Regions from separate parts of the Homo sapiens genome. Here region 1 is linked to region 2. Evidence: chromatin loops called from intact Hi-C (ENCODE). Cell type or tissue: psoas muscle. All regions are shown on one strand. Each heading gives the region's core, and the rest is flanking DNA. Links, peaks and the distances in the headings are about the cores only. Region 1 overlaps DOK5 (docking protein 5). Region 2 holds the start of DOK5 (docking protein 5).

What was found. A loop is a pair of places that touch in the nucleus more often than their neighbours do. Peaks named below come from ENCODE experiments on the same cell type or tissue, not always from the same donor. Only the 100,000 strongest peaks of a DNase experiment are listed, where the experiment ranks them.
Region 1: a loop joins it to region 2, with 3 times the contacts of the local background. A loop is called at or near these places in 11 of 110 quality-filtered maps.

What each region holds. Positions count from the first base shown.
Region 1 is chr20:54,615,121-54,623,506 of GRCh38, reverse strand. The region is part of intron 6 of DOK5 (docking protein 5); the gene reads right to left. Among named protein-coding and RNA genes, the nearest start is that of DOK5, 140 kb to the right of the region's middle. In psoas muscle, for the core only: no CTCF peak of the experiment used is centred there; a DNase peak (open chromatin) is centred at 4,206; H3K4me3 peaks cover 373 bases; H3K27ac peaks cover 726 bases.
Region 2 is chr20:54,471,821-54,480,206 of GRCh38, reverse strand. It overlaps DOK5 (docking protein 5), which reads right to left and starts at 4,614. Exons shown (of 8, transcript NM_018431.5): 1 at 4,195-4,614. The coding sequence starts at 4,260. In psoas muscle, for the core only: no CTCF peak of the experiment used is centred there; DNase peaks (open chromatin) are centred at 4,096 and 4,536; H3K4me3 peaks cover 3,213 bases; H3K27ac peaks cover 1,947 bases.

The sequences.
Region 1 (8,386 bases), core at 2,531-6,530, 140 kb before region 2:
TGCACTAGCTCATGTGAACTAACAAAACCAGGCAGAGACATTAGTATCACCCACTTATTACATATGATGTGAACAAGGCAAACAGAAGCTGGGTTGCACAGCTCATAAGCGATATTCAACCCCAAACACACAGACCCATCCAATTCTGGCCCAGCTTCAAGCAGAACCTGTCTATCAGAAGAGCAAGCGTTCTCAACCTTGGCCCTATTGACATTTGGGGCAAGCTCATTCTTTGTCGAGGGCAGGGGGGCTGTCCTAAGCATTGTATGGAACTTACAGCACTCCTGGCCTCTATCCACCAGATGCCAATGGGACCCCATTGTTGACAGCCAGAAATGACTCCAGATACTGCCAAATGTCTCCTGGGAAATAAAACTGCCACTAATTGAGAACCGCTGTTTTAGGGTGACTACGCGTTCCAATTTGCTTGCTCACATACTGTTTATGTATGTTCCCCAGGCATAACTCTTCACTGGGGCTGGCTTCACAGGAGTACAGTGTGTGCAGTCATACGGGGCTCTGTGCTTAGAAGGGTCCTGTACTTGATTTCATGCCCTGCTACCACCATTTCAAAAATCTTAAGAGTTTTTAAACTTACTCCTTGACTTCCCAAAACAGATCAGAAACTGCACTGAATTGATTTCTTTCTTCTCTCAGTCCTCATCACTATTTCTATCTCTCTCTTCTTTGCCATGCTCGACACTGGGAAATAGGATTACTCACCACCGCCCACACGGTCAAGCAGATGCACGTGTGATTTTATGCTCTGAAGTGAACATCTCCAAATGAGGGAAGGGTCGTGGCATGACAGGCTGCCTTGCCGCCATCAAGGTCGCAATGTACTGCCTACTGACGGAGCCCCCATCTCAAGTATTAAAACTAGTTTTCGAGTTTATAAACAAAGCCACGATCTGTCAGCAAAACAAGTTGTCTCCTTTTCCAATAGAGGCATAGCCACGAGTCAACCAACATCCCTGGCACCGTGACAGGAGCTCCCAGCTCCAGGGAGGAGCTGTGTAAGCTAAGGCAGCATTTAATAATCAGGTGAAAGCACTATTAAAACACACCCCTGCACGTTGCAAGTTATTACGTTGTTATAAGAGACTGAAACAGAAGTGCTGAGAAAATGAGATTTTCTTCCCCTAATACACAGGAACAAAGCCATCGCAAATTTAAGGAAGAAGCCTGAGTTTCATCCACATCTATCCTGTCTGAATAAACAGTTTGGTCTCTGTTAAATGTCTATTAGTAAATGTAGGTTAATCTCATTTAGCTCTTTTTTTTATTTTATTTTTTTTATTTTTTCTTTTTTTTTGAGATGGAGTGCTGCTCTGTTGCCAGGCTGGAGTTCATGGCGTGATCTCGGCTCACTGCAACCTCCGACTCCTGGGTTCAAGCGATACTCCTGCCTCAACCTCCCAAGTAGCTGGGACTACAGGCATGCGCCACCACGCCCAGCTAATTTTTGTATGTGTAGTAGAGACGGGGTTTCAGCATATTGGTCAAGATGGTCTTGATCTCCTGACCTCGTGGATCATCCTGCCTCAGCCTCCCAAAGTGCTGGGATTACAGGTGTGAGCTGCAGTGCCCAGCCCATTTAGCTTCTTTTAATTTCTAAAGAATTCATGAGTAAGTACAGCATAGTGGTGCAAGTGTGGGAACCGGAGCCAGTGGCCACCTGGGTTTAAAGCTTGGCTTTATCACTTCCTATCTGTGCATCCACACTTCAAACTCCTAAGCCATAAAAATGGGATGGTAGCACCCTTTGATACAGTATGTTAAGGCGTTATCATCTTTAATCGTGATTTTTTTTTTTTTGAGGCCGAGTCTCGTTCTATTGCCCAGGCTAGAGCGCAGTGGTGCAATCTCAGCTCACTGCAACCTCCACTTTCCGGGTTCAAGCGATTCTCCTGCCTCAGCCTCCCAAGTAGCTGGGATTACAGGCACCTGCCACCATGCCTGGCTAATTGTATTTTTAGTAGAGACAGGGTTTCACCATGTTGGCCAGGCTGGTCTCAACCTCCTGACCTCAAGTGATCTGCCCGCTTCAGCCTTCCAAAGTGCTGGGATTACAGGCGTGAGCCACCGCACCCAGCCAATCATGCATTTTTATGTACTTGAAGTGAAAGAACCCTCCCTCTCTCTTACCAGTTGAATCAATTACATTTGCCATATGCCAGAAACTCAACCACTGTTTCTTTTTCCAAAAATATATTATATAGCCATGATTTAAAACTGTTAAACAAAGAGAAAGACATAAAGTAATACATGAAAGCCTCTTCCCAGACTCTCCAAATCATAGTCTTGCTCCCAAAGGGTAGCCAACACTAACACATCCATTTGTACCCTGCCATAAGTTAATTTTCTGCACTTATAATAGCGTTAGTGAAGGTGTCAGAATCCACCTTGAGATCTGCCTCATATCCATTCATTTCCTTTACACACGTTGATATGATTATATATGACTCTCTTCATGTGGTCATTACTATACATGAATCTCCTCTATTTCTAGTTAGCTGCCTCATGTAATTCTTGTTATATCATGTGCCATAATCTGTCCCCTTGTGGTGGACACTTAACTTCTTTCTAGTTATTTCTGCTCTTACAAATAAGCTCCGCAAGAATGGGAACTTCATCTTCTTCAGAGCCATTTCCCCAGCACCTCGTATACTATCTAGTGGGCAGCAGGGCTCAGCAAATACTTGTTAAAAAGAGGAATCTAAGAATAAAGGAAGGAGTCCTCCCGTGAACATTTGTGTACGCATCATCTTCACTTCTGCTAGTATACGTCAGAGTAAATTCCTAGAAGCACTACTGTTGAATAAAAAGATGTGTGGATTTAATTTCAATAAATATGGTCATCCAAAGAGACCATAGCAAATTGAACCCACAGAATTACACTGTTGCATAAGGGGTATATTTAAAACTCCTTATTTAAATGGTAAGCTCCTTTAAAGATGAAAACAAATGCCAGGCGCTGTGGCTCATGCCTGTAATCCCAGCACTTTGGGAGGCAGAGGCTGGCACATCACTTGAGGTCAGGAGTTTGAGACCAGCCTGGCCAACATGGTGAAACCCTGTGTCTACTAAAAATACAAAAATTAGCTGGGCATGGTGGCAGGTGCCTGTAATCCCAGCTACTTGGGAGGCTGAGACAGGAGAATCACTTGAACCCGGGAGGCGGGGGTTGCAGTGAGCCGAGATTGCACCGCTGCACTCCAGCCTGGGCAACAGAGCAAGACTCTGTCTCAAAATCAATCAATCAATAAATAAAAGATGAAAACAAATTATGCTTTATTATATATTCTCCATAAGATCTAACACATTGCTTTGCAAGTAGCAAATAGGTATTTCATAAAAGTTTTTTGAAGGATAATTAATATGCCAGGATATAAAAAGGGCTTAATTCAGGAGGGGGAAAATGATAATTGCTTTAAGCAGCACATTTTAAAAAATCCATAAGTTAACCCAATTAACCAGAGCCCATAAATAGAAGAGGGAAAGACAGATTTTCTTGTGGTGGGGAGGTACAAGGGAGAGTAGGAGATGCTGAGTTGTGAAAAGAGCGTTTACACACATAAAACTCCACCATGCGAGGGTCTACTTTAGTGTCTGAATAGTAATGAAATTGACTCTATGATTTCTTTGATGCCTTCTATATCTAAGAAAGCCAAATGTGTAGCATATTGCGTTTAAAATTAGATTGAATATAAATTAATTTGATTTCAAAAATTATGGAAGAATGCCACTTGAATTCTACAAATTCATTAGCAAATTGTATTTGCAAATCCCAGCTTGGAAGTAAATCAATCCTTTAAACAAAGAAACACAAAGAAGTGACAAAAAAAAGTTCAGATTGAACTCTCAAGCCTGTGTGTAATCAGGACTCCAGAGTACAGGGCAGAAGTCACCCAGGGGCCTGAACGTCCCCCTCAGTGGGGCCCCCTCACCCCACCCGGAGCCCCTGGAAAAACCTGTTAAAAGCAGGCATTCTTCACCTTGAGGCTCTCGCCTTGAAGGAAAGTCTAAAAATGACAAGCCCAGTCGTGGAATGAGGAATATCCCACACACTGCCACGCCTTGTTCCAAAATTAGACTTTGTCATAGACACTGATCTCAAAGGTGGCAAAAATAGCTATAGCTGCTCAGGGGAGTGCCTGAGCTGTCCTGAAGTTTTGCTGCGGCTTCTCCAGCAAGGCAGCTGGCAGCTGGTGCAAGACAGTCCTCGCCTCCCCGCCTCATTCACAGTTAGTGCTCCACCTCATACTCCAGGCCCACCCCCACTTCTTCCAGCACCCCCTTTAGAGTGAATAATAACAATGCATTGAATTTTTAAAGTGGAAATGTAGACGAGAAATAATAAAGTGGCAAGACTGCTATCTAAAGCCAAAACTACACAAATAAATGAGATTTCATTTAACAGTGATTTTTCATATATATATATATATATATATATATATATATATATATATATATATATATAATTTATTGAAACAAGGTCTTGTTCTGTTGCCCAGGCTGGAGGGCAGTAGCACTATCATAGCTCACTGCAGCCTGGATCTCCTGGACTCAAGTCATCCTCCCACCTCAGCCTTCCCAGGAGCTAGAACTGCAGGCATGCACCATCATGCTGGGCTAATTTTTAAATATTTCTAGAGATGGGGTCTCCCTATGTTTCCCAGGTTGGTCTCTAACTCCTGGCCTCAAACAATCCTCCTGCCTTGGCCTCTCAAAGTGCTAAGATTATAGGCATGAGTCACTGTGCTCAGCCCTAACAGTGATTTTTTAAAAAGATATATTATACATTGATAGATGCTTCTGAAAGGTACTCTGATTATCAAGGTCATTTGAAAATGCTGAGACCGGCCAGGTGCAGTGGCTCATGCCTGTGGTCCCAGCACTTTGGGAGGCTGAGGCGGGCAGACCACAAGGTCAGGAGTTCAAGGCCAGTCTGGCCAACATAGTGAAACACCGTCTCTACTATAAATACAAAAAATTAGCCAGGCGTGCTGGCAGGTGCCTATAATCCCAACTACTAGGGAGGCTGAGGGGGAAGAATCGCTTGAACCCGGGAGGCAGAGGTTTCAGTGAGCTGAGATCATGCCATTGCACTCCAGCCTGGGCTACAGAGTGAGAGTCTGTCTCAAAAAAAAAAAAGGGAAAAAAAAGGGAAAATGCTAAGACCATGCTCAGTGGGGACATAAGAGCTTTAAAACCCTTCAAAGGAGTGAGGCATCATGGCCAGAGGTAGAGTTTTGGAACCAGATAAAACCACCCTGCATTCCTGGCTCCAGTAGTAATGAGCTACGTAGCTGCAGACAAATGACTTCGCCATGCTGAACATCCCTTTTCTCATCTATATCATAGGACAGTGATTCCTTCCAGGTCAGGGATCATGAATATTCTTTTCCATTGTAAGCCCTGTAGGAGCATAGGCCTCAAGTGTCTACTTGCCACGGTATCCTGCCACACAAAACAGAACATAGTAGGTTCTCAATAAACATGTTTAAATGGTCAAATGAATGAGAGTGAACAAATGAATCTACCTCAGAGTTATTGTGGTGATTAGAGAAAAGGCAAGTAAAGTATCTGCTATATTGTAGGAGGCCTGAAAAATAACAGTGGCTATTATTACTAAAGAGTTGGGCATATAGTAGATGTTCAATAAATACATCGTATTACTAGCAAGTGCCATAAAGTAGGAAAAATATTTAAAAGTGAAAAATCAAACCACTAAGTAAATATTATTCCAGAAAGTTTCACAGTGCAGGGGACAGACACTGAGGTGGCCCCATGATCTCATCCTCCTGGTGGGCATACCCTTGTGTGGTGCCCTTCCTTTGTATGCACAGGGCTTATGATTTGCTTTTAGTCAACAGACTGGCTGGGTACAGTGGCTCATACCTGTAATCTCAGCACTTTGAGAGGCGGAGGAAAAAGGTTTGCTTAAACCCAGAGTTTGAGACCAGCCTGGGCAACATTATAGGGAGACCTCATGTCTACAAAAAATAAATAATAAATAAAAGGAACCAGACATGGTGATGCATGCCAGTAGTCCTAGATACTCAGGAGGCTGAGGTGGGAGGAGGTCGAGGCTGCAGTGAGCTGTGATTGCACCACTGCAGTTCAGCCTGGGTAACAGAGCAAGACTCTGTCTCCAAAAAAAAAGAAAAAAAAATCGACAGACTATGGCAGAGTGATAAGATGAATAAAATAATCCTTCCATGATTGTGATACATAGGATTGTGCCCTCTTGCTGGCTTTGATGAAGTATGTGGCTGTGCTGGCAAGGTCCATGTGGCCAGGAGCTGAGAGTGGCCTCTGTCCAACAGCCAGCAAGAAACTGTAGCCCTCAATCCCACAACCCCAAGTAGCTAAATTCCACCAATAACCATGTGAGCTTGAAAGTGGATCCTTGGCTGGGCGCAGTGGCTCACGCCTGTAATCCCAGCACTTTGGGAGGCCAAGGCGGGTGGATCATGAGGTCAGGAGATCGAGACCATCCTGGCTAACAAGGTGAAACCCCGTCTCCACTAAAAATACAAAAAAATTAGCCGGGTGTGGTGGCAGGCGCCTGTAGTCTCAGCTACTCGGGAGGCTGAGGCAGGAGAATGGTGGGTGAACTCAGGAGGCGGAGCGTGCAGTGAGCCGAGATAGCGCCACTGCACTCCAGCCTGGGCGACAGAGTGAGACTCCTTCTCTACACAAAAAAAAAAAAAAAAGAAAAAAAAAAAAAGAAAGTGGATCCTTCCCCACTTTTACCTTGAGATGAGACTGCAGCCCCAACAGAAACCTACATTACAGGCTTGTGAAAAACTGGAGAGGAAGGTCCACTATGCTATGCCAAAACTCCTGACCCACAGAAACTGTGAAATAATAAATGGATGTTGTTTTAATGGTGCATAGTTTGTGGTACTTTGTTACATGGCAATAGAAAATTAATTTATATAGTAATATAGACATCAGTTAGCCACAGCATCAGTAGCAAGGTCCCAGAGAAAGATGTGTGAGGACAGACACTACTGGGTGTATCTAAGCATTGCCTTGTCAGGATGCAAGATCAGCACTGCCAGAGCTTTGCACTTTTCAAGAAAATATAAAAATCTGAGATTTATGTGTTAGCTCTCAATTTTTAAATGTTGGTCACTAATTTGGAGTTTTCAGAATAACAGTGAGTTAATCTCATGTAGGATAAAGAAAACGTGTCTAGGGGCTTGATTCAAAGATACAGTGTAAGGCAGGGGTTATGTCAGCACACCTGTTCCAAATTTGAGCCCTAATACCTTCTAAGCTGGTGGTTTGGGGTCTTCAATGCAAGAGTTTTCATGAGGTTTAGAAATTACACAAAATGTCCTTAACACATTGTCTGTTACAGAGCAGAGATATAACACATTCTTGTTTTGTTATTATTATTATATTAGTTTTCTATGGCTGTCGAAACAAATTACCAGCAAGTGGTGGCATAAAACCACACAAATTTATTGTCTTACGGTTCTAGAGGCCAGAAGTCCCAAATCAGTTTCTCTTGGCTGTGGTCAAGGCATCAACAGGGCTGGCTCCTTCTGGAGGTTCTGGGGGAGAACCTGTTTTTATGCCTTTTTTTTTTTGAGATGGAGTCTCGCTCTGTCACCAGGCTGGAGTGCAGTGGCGCAATCTTGGCTCACTGCAACCTCCACCTCCCAGGTTCAAACAATTCTCCTGCCTCAGTAGCTGGGACTACAGGCACACGCCACCACGCCCAGCTAATTTTTGTATTTTTAGTAGAGACAGGGTTTCACCATGTTGGCCAGGCTGGTCTCAATCTCTTGACCTCGTGATCCACCCACCTCGGCCTCCCAAAGTGTTGGGATTACAGGCATGAGCCACTGCGCTAGGCTGTTTTTATGCCTTTTCTAACTTCTCAAGGCCACAAACATCTTTTGGCTCACAGTCCCTTCTTCCACCTTCAAAGCCAGCTGCGTGGCATTTTAAAATCTCCCTCTCCACCCCTTCTCTATCTCTGTCTCTCTGCTTCCACCATTGCCTTGCCCTCTGTTTGACTCCTCTTGTTTCCCTCTTCTGAAGACAATTGTGATTATATTCGACCCACCTGGATAGACCAGGATACTGTCGCCATCTCAGGATCCTTAACTCGATCACACCTGCAAAGTCCCTTTTGCCTTGTAAGGTAACATTCACAGACTGCATAGATTAGAATGCGGGCGTATTTGGGGAGCCATTATTCAGCCTCCCACAACTGTTACTATTATTATCGGACCCACAGGCCCCTTCTTTATGAGTTTTGGGATTGAGGGTCATAAGGCTGACTGAAATCAATTCACTCCAGGCTGTAATTTCAGCCTGGTATTGGCCCCACAGTGCAACATTCTGTCTGTAGACACACTCT
Region 2 (8,386 bases), core at 2,163-6,162:
CTTGTTTTACCCAGCTCCTATTCAAGATGGAGTTGCTCTGGTTCACACGCCTCTGACAGCTTCAGCAGCCAGGTGACATGACCTTTCTTACATTTCCAAAGGAACACTTTACTGTATTGAGAAGGCACTAGCGGGAGCAAGAGTGTAGGCAGGAAGTCAAATGAGAAGACTGTTGCAATGTTACAGGGAGGAGATGAGGAGGGTTCGGACCAGGGTCGTAGCAGTGGATAGCGTGAGGTGACAGCCGGATTCTAGATATATTTCAAAGATACAGCCCACAAGATCTCCTGATGGATTGCCTGTAGGGGTGGGAGATGAGGGGAGAAGAGTGAAATGACACCAAGGTTCGCTTGTGATTTTTACCTTCGCAACCAAAATGCTGGGACCTCTAGTGGCTAAGATGGAGAGGACTCTAGGAGCAGCAGGTCTGTGAGTCATCCAAGTGGAGATGTGGGATAGACAGGAGAATTTACATGAGTGGAGGTCAGAAAAGAGGTCCAAGCTGCTAAGTCCTTGGTAGACAAGAGCACAGAAATGTCACTTAAAGGCAAGTAACTGAGGGATTGTGCGTAGATAAATAAACCCGAGTTTCCGTTCTGAAACTTGCACTGTGGGCAAGCCATGACAATGATTGATTGGAAAATCATCTCCATTGCAAGGAAAGAAACGAAGTGAGAATTGTTATATGATGCTATCTAAGTCACACATTCAGCAGGTTAATGTTGTACAAATTGCCTGATTTGCCTCTCCCCTAAAAAGAAATTTTTAGTGCATTTAATCGATTACTCAAATAATTATGGACAGCTGCTCCCCTCCTTCCCCCAGCCCCTCAAATAGTAACGTCGACATTCCTGAACAAATTCAGTACCCAGGGCACAGCTGGAGACCTCCAGGAAACAATGGGGATTAAGCTGGGGAATACAGATGTGAAGATACTGAAACTTTTGAGTTAAATGAATTATATTTCATTAAGCTTTTTGATGTCTAAAGAAGAGAATAAATCTATACATATTTGATTGCTTAATCATTTAAACTCTTTAGGATTTCAAATGAAGGTGACCACTTATCTGTGACCCATTTGAATGGGAATGTTTTTAGAATGTTTCCTGTCCTGTTAAAAAATCACATATATAAATATACGTATATTATATATTATACAATATGTACATAGGTTGTATGTATATATTTATTCCTATGTATAAAAATACACACACATACACATATATGTATATAATTTGTAAAAGTTTCATCCATTGAAAAAATCTGGAGCTGCATAAACATTTATGCCTTTGTACACTTCTACATAGAAAGAGAAGGAAATAGATAATTCCTATATCCGTCTACCAATCCTAACTCATCTTTGATTAAAGAAAATGATACAAGCAGAATCAATGTTCTAGACTTTCATTGCATTTTCACAAATATCTTCTTTAATGCTCCCAAGAACATTAAATAGTGTTCATTGTACAGACTAGGAAACTGAGGCCAAGAAAGGTCAAAGGTCAACAAGCAATAGAAGCAGAATGCGTTCCCTTCTCCTCTTTCTCCAAATCTGAAGAAGCATTTATTCCTTGGCACCAGGAACAGCTGCTTACCATGAAATGTTTTTGTATTTAATTATAAACCGTCCCAAACATGGTCTGGATTCCATTAATAAATGCTGTTGTATTAGTTCCTAAAGGTTATAAATGGCAAGACCATCCATGCACTATATAGTTCAGCACATATTTCAACATGAACTTACCAAGTGTCTACTCTGTGCTAGACAAAATAAATGCCCTACCTCTCTTTGAGACTGGCACATATTCCTAGAAGATACATGTCGCATGCTGTTCTAGACTATATGTAGCCTAGATTAATACCGCTAACATTCCTTACTGTGGACATAGGGTCCCCATGCCAATTCCGTACAGCATCCTTCACCAATATTTGCAGCCTCCATTAAAACTTTGGTTTGCACTGTGTTCTGGCAACTATGTAATCAGCCTCTTTTGTAAATCATACCATAAGAATATTTTAAAAATTAACTGGTGAGAAAACCAATGCTAACAAATAAGACCAGATTTACTTGATCATATTTTTGACCTTTTCTCTCCATGAGCAATAACCATAATTCAATAGATATTCTGAAGTCTGAACGTGAACACAGACAAAAAGAATAAATCTTGAGAAAGTATACTGCTCATTAGCATCCAAAATGCTGTAAAACATAAAACAAATACAAACTAAATATTTCTGTTCCTTCTGCTTCAAATATCTGTCCATAAATGTTGGCACACACATAGGGCTATGTTGTGTCAATTGTAATAATCTAGAAAAAATAATCTCAGTTACCACAAACAAGAAAGTGATGGTAACCAGTTTTTCAAATAAATTACCATGTGTCACAATTTGGCATAAACTCTGATCCTTATGAATAATTCATATTTTGTGCATTAATAATGCATGTCCTCTTCCCATTGGAATGCTCCCTAACACAGAATGGATGTCTCATACCAATTCCTTCCATTGACATGATGGAGTAAAGCTAAATTAGAATGCTGGGTTTTTTTTTTTTTTAACTTAACTCCCCTTAAAATTGTAACACTTGGCCAGCCTATAAGCATACCAAAAATAGAAAGTTCCCATTATTGTTTGCCCCTTACATGGGAGTCACTCAGTAAAGTACCCCCAACAATGGGTGCTCTTGAAGATGAGAATATTTGCATAGCAGAAAAGAAAACCAAGGAAACTTTGGCAGAGCTGATGGAAATGGTGAATTCTGTTACATTTCTCCCTAATTACATATGTATATATTCACAATAACACAGGACATAATCGCTAAAACATGGTCACCAGCAGGGGAGAAAAAGAAAAGAAAAAGACCAAAACGAATTAGGCAAGAGTTTTATAATAATTGCGGATGTTCCTCCCCACAGGGCTTCCCTCCCTAGCTGAGTTTACTACTGTGAAATTTCTTTTCAGTTTTCAGTAAAAGTATCTGGCACATTAAAACAGTCCAAAGACCAAGTAAGAGAAAGATGCCAAATGACACATATTTCTAAAGAAAGCTATTCAATTTACCACTCATTATCAATGGCGGCATTCCACACGATTACTGACATTATACTTATTTCAGGCATTACACCAAAGGATATTTTCTCCCCCCGCCCCCGCCACCTCTCCACCCCCACTTTTCACCCCTTATGTCCAAACGCACAGGATCAACTAAAACAGCGACAACACTTGATAGGAGGCAAAGAGAAATGAGGGACCTAGTTTGAAATTTTTAGGAAATAAAAAAATCGTTCCAGTATCTTCCCTCTCCCTCAAGAATTCTTCCACCATCATTCAGTCCCAAGGAGAGGAAGGGTAGGTTCTCTTTTGAAGCCTCCTCCAGCGAAGAGCCAAGAGAGAAAGGGGCGAAAGAGAGGGAGTTTTAAGGAAGGAGCTAGCCTGTGTCAACATCTGTCCCAAGTGCCCTAAGATTCATTCATTCTTCCTTTCAGGACATATGTAGGGAGCACTTGCGCTATGCCAGGTATCAGGTTCCACGTAAATAACCCTTCCGTGGACCTCCAGGGTGTATTCCAGCAACAGAAATCCACCACCCCGGCTTCGAACCACGGAAAATCCAGATTCAAGTATCTACCCAAGTTGGCCCCGACCAGAGGCCAGCCCGCACCGCCTTTGACACGACACCTGGGACAGAGGTGGGGGGATCCAAAGACACCTTACGCTTGGCAGAAATCTCTCCCTGGGGTCAGAGGGTTCGTGACCTCGTTCACACCGAGTATGCGTGTCCTCTTTCTCAACCAGCCGATCCATCCCCCGGAAAAGTTAAGTTGGCGGCGAGTGGGAAAAGAGGGGAACCGGGGGCATCCGGCAGGCACCCCCGCCCGGGCTTCTCAGCTCCAACTTCCATGGCTACCGAGAAATATTTATTTCGAGTAGATGGGCTCCAGGGGCTACTGAAGCCCAACACGCGGCCACCATCAGAAAGCCAAGTCATCCAAGAGATAAAGATAGATCCATTACATACCTAGACGCTGGCCTTACAGTGACAGCCCCGGAGACGCGGGTTTCGGCTGAGAAAGCCACCGCGCAATTCTCCGGCGCGCGGCCGGGGACTCTCCGTCCACCCTCCAGGGATGCTGGCTCAAGAGAGAGACAATCGAACCGGCGAACAGCAACACGGAGAGGATCGATACTCACCCCGAGGCGTCTGCTCCGGATCCTCACGTACCCTTGCTTCACTATGTCATTAAAATTGGAAGCCATCCCAGACAGCCGGTGACCCCCCCTTTACCCAAGAGCGCGCACCCGAAGTGGCTCTGGGGAGGGTGGAGGGCAGGGTCAAGACAAGCAGTCGGTGGGAGAAAGTTGGAGAGGTGAAGCTGCTTCGGCGGCGCTGGGCGAGGCTTTAGAAGGCGCACATCACTTTCTCTGTCCCCCCAACCCTGACAGTGGGCGGCCGGCTTGCAGCCACTTTCGGGGAGCGCAGAGCGCGGCGCGGGGAGGCGAGGCTGGAGCGCCGGCGTCAGCTGACTCCGCGGCCGGCCTGCCAGGAGGAGGAGCGGCGGCGGCTGAGGGATCCAGCCCTGCCTCCTCCCGGCCGAGAAGGAGGAGAAGAAGGAGGAGGAGGAGGAGGAAGGAGGAGGAGGAAAGAGGAGGAAGGGGTGGGGGGCTAAGAGGAGGAGCCGCGCGAGTCCCAGCACTGGGCTGCGGCCACCCGTGAGCAGCCGCCCTGGAACGCTCCCCGCGCCTCCCACCCACCTTTCCCTCCCCGCTTCCCCTTCCGATCCCTCCCCTCCTGGCGGACCCGGAGCGTGCCCCCGCCACCCCCGCACCTCGCCCACAGCCTACTGAGATAGCGCTCGCTCTCCTCGCTCCAATGACTTATTTTAGGAGGAGAGGAAATTTCACTTTTTTCCAGCCGCCGCCCACCCCGCCTCCCCCTTCAGCCCCTGCCCTTTCCCCGAGAAGGGCCGATTTTGCGTGTGTGTCTGGGGAGATGGTGTTGCCGCGGCTCGCCTTGACCTTGGCATCTGAGGAGAGGGATATTGTCACCGCTTAAGCCAAATGCTTCCTTGGGTTTCCTTGTGTCAGGGACCTAGCCCTCGCTGGTATCATTTGCCACAGTTTCCCTGTTTCAGCCTCTTTCCCGCCGGAATGTGTTTCCCAGGGGGCTGAGACTTGGCCTCATCACTGTCTGTCCCCAAAGCCTGACCCCAGAGCAAGTGCTCAGTAAATCCTTGTGGTTATCAAGATGGCCACCTAGGTGCCAGGCACTCTCCAAGCCTTTTGCATGGATTGACTCATTCAAACTCCCCTGCACTTTTTGAGGTAGGTGCCCTGTTAATGTATACACCAGGCCCATATTTAATTAAGCCTCCTTAGCCTGGCAATAGAGCTCTCATTGCCATTATGAGATACTGCCTATACAATAAGATGAAGAAGGGGACTGAATTTCACACTCACCTGCCCCTGACTGCATTACCTCCCTAAAGCATACTTGATTGATAATTGCTAACACACATTGAGCACCAGTGTGCTGGGCATTGTGCTAATCTTGTTAAGGGAATAATGAATTAGGCACCAGCATCCACATTTTACAGACTTGCTAAGGTCTCACAGCTGGCCACTATCAGAGCTAGGATTGAAGGGAGGTGTGTGTAGTGCCCAGCTCTGCTCCTAAACATTCTCCTATTCCTCTTCTGAAGAGAGGATCTCACAGAAAGAGAGGTTACTAGTTGATTTCCAAGGAAGATCTTTCTAATCATTTGCACTATTCACAAAGGCAAAGATAATCATCAGAAATTAGACAAAAATTCTTACTCACTGGGAAGCGACAAAGCTAAAGCTAGAGATCACTGCTCAGAGCCATTGAGAAGAGGATTCAGTTAGTAGTGGATTGTTTGACCTGATGACATCCACAGGTCTTTCAACTCTAAGACGATATGAATCTTCCCATTCTCACTGGGAACATTAGCTTTTAGTCACCTTGGCTTGATGAGTTTCAGTTAAAGAACAGAAACCTCCAAGAATGTGTCATAGGAGAACCGAGACTAAATGGGGACAATCAAAAAGGAGATATTCTGGCAGGGAGAACTATTTTTGCTACATAGTAAACCATCTGTCTTCATGTTGCCATTCTATGGAAAATGATGTTTTAATTTTAAATCTCTCACCAAAAGAGATGAAATGGTAAAATCATTTGGAGAGCTCCTTTTGAAGGATTGGAACTTAAAAAAAAAAATGCTGCCCATGGTTGCTGTAAAATAGAGGTGTTCATGGAAGGCATTTATCTAACACATCATTTATAGACCAAGTCCACAGTATTATAGAAACAAAAAATGAAGAAATTAAGGCATAAGGAGCTTGAAATGAAGGGCCCACAATAACGGAAATAATTACTGACAAAAACTGAAGGCGAGAAATCCATCCCTTGATAGTTAATGCTGACTATAATCAACATCCATAGATAATTTAACTGGAGCTGAGGAAACTAGAATCAAACCAGAAAATATCAAACTAGACGTGAAGGAACAAATGATTTCTTTTTTAAATTGCAAGACTGAATCCAATATATGGTTTTGTTTGGTGAAATCCAATTGACATACATGCAAAACGTACAGACTGTGATATACTATTCATAGGACATTTACACTTGTCCAAATTGTGCAATACAAGCCCTGGCAGCAAGAGCAAAGAGACTGGGCACAGTGGCTTACGCCTGTAATCCCTGTAATTTTTTGGGAGGCCGAGGTGGGTGGATCACCTGAGGTTGGGAGTTCGAGACCAGCCTGACCAACATGGAGAAACCCCGTTTCTACCAAAAATACAAAATTAGCTATGTGTGGTGGTGCGTGCCTGTAATCCCAGCTACCTGGAAGGCTGAAGCAGGAGAATCACTTGAACCTGGGAGGTGGAGGTGAGCCAAGATTGCACCATTGCACTTCAGCCTGGGCAACAAGATCGAAACTCTGTCTCAAAAAAAAAAAAAAAAAAAAAAAACATTAAAAAAAGAAAAAGAAATGGAAAAGAACCATTCACAGAGGTAGGCAATGTAAGGGGTGCTTATAGAGTTCTACAGTGCACAACTTGCCTAACCATATGCTGCCGAACAAATATACTATCACACATGATTTAGTTTTACTGGAAATGTCTGACAAGAAAAAATACTATTTCGTTCCGTGTTTTGAACTCAATTTTTGAATATTTAGAGCTTCTTATTTGTAGTATGCATTTCTGTTTGTTTCCTCAGCATCCAGAGTTTGTTCTTCCCATAGTAGTCACCATTTTCACTGAGTGTACTCACCCCTGTTTCCAGCTCACGTGTGCAGCCCTGTCCATGGCCTTTCTTTGGACAACTAGTGGTTGGTGATTGGTTCAGATATGGGCACATGACCTAAGCTGGCCAATTAATAATGAATTGGGTTACTTTTACTGAATACTGGGAGGAAGACTCACACTCCAGCTGAAATGGAATCTGGATGGAAGAGGCCCAGGAGCTGCTGGCACAAATGGTGAAACCCCAGGGGAGGGCTTATCGAAGAGTGAAGGCCACGCTAAAGGAGCAGAACCAAGACATAAAGAGAAGCAAACCAGATCCCGACGATCTGATTTGAACCCCTCTTCCAGCACCCCAGGAAGTTATTTAAGTAGATTTGAAGATTTTGTAACAATTAGACCCCAAAATATAATGATTTAAGATGCATAAAAGTTTATTTATTTTTCATGTAACAGTTTATCCTGGGCAAGTAGGACACTTAGTCCTATAAGGATGCCCAGGGATCCAAGCTTGTGGTTCAACTCTGGCACCTCAGGACACGGTTTTTCATCCTTGAGTCTAGTCATTGTCTGATACAGTTTTTCTGTGTCCCTACCCAAATCTCACCTTGAATTATAATAATCCCCACGTGTCAAGGGTGGGGCAAGGTGGAGATAATTGAATCGTGGCAGTGGTTTCCCCCATTCTATTCTTGTGGTAGCAAGTAAGTTTCATGAGATCTGATGGTTTTGTAAAGGCAGGAGTTCCCCTACACAAGCTCTCTTGCCTGCTGCCATGTAAGACATAACTTAGTTTCTCCTTTGTCTTCTGCCATGACTGTGAGGCCTCCCCAGACATGTGGAACTGTGAGTCTATTAAACCTCTTTCCTTTATAAATTATCCAGTCTCAGGTATGTCTTTATTAGTAGCATGAAAACAAAGCAACACCCTCTCATTTCCCAGGAAGTGGGAAGAAAACATGGAGGGAAAATAACCTTCTAATAAAAATATGATCCAGATGTGTCAAACATCTCTTTTTCTTGCATCGCGTGGACCAGTGTTTTGTCACATGGCCACAGCTGGCTCCACAGGAAAATGGAGAATGAAGTTTTCATCTGGGCATGGTCTGTTACT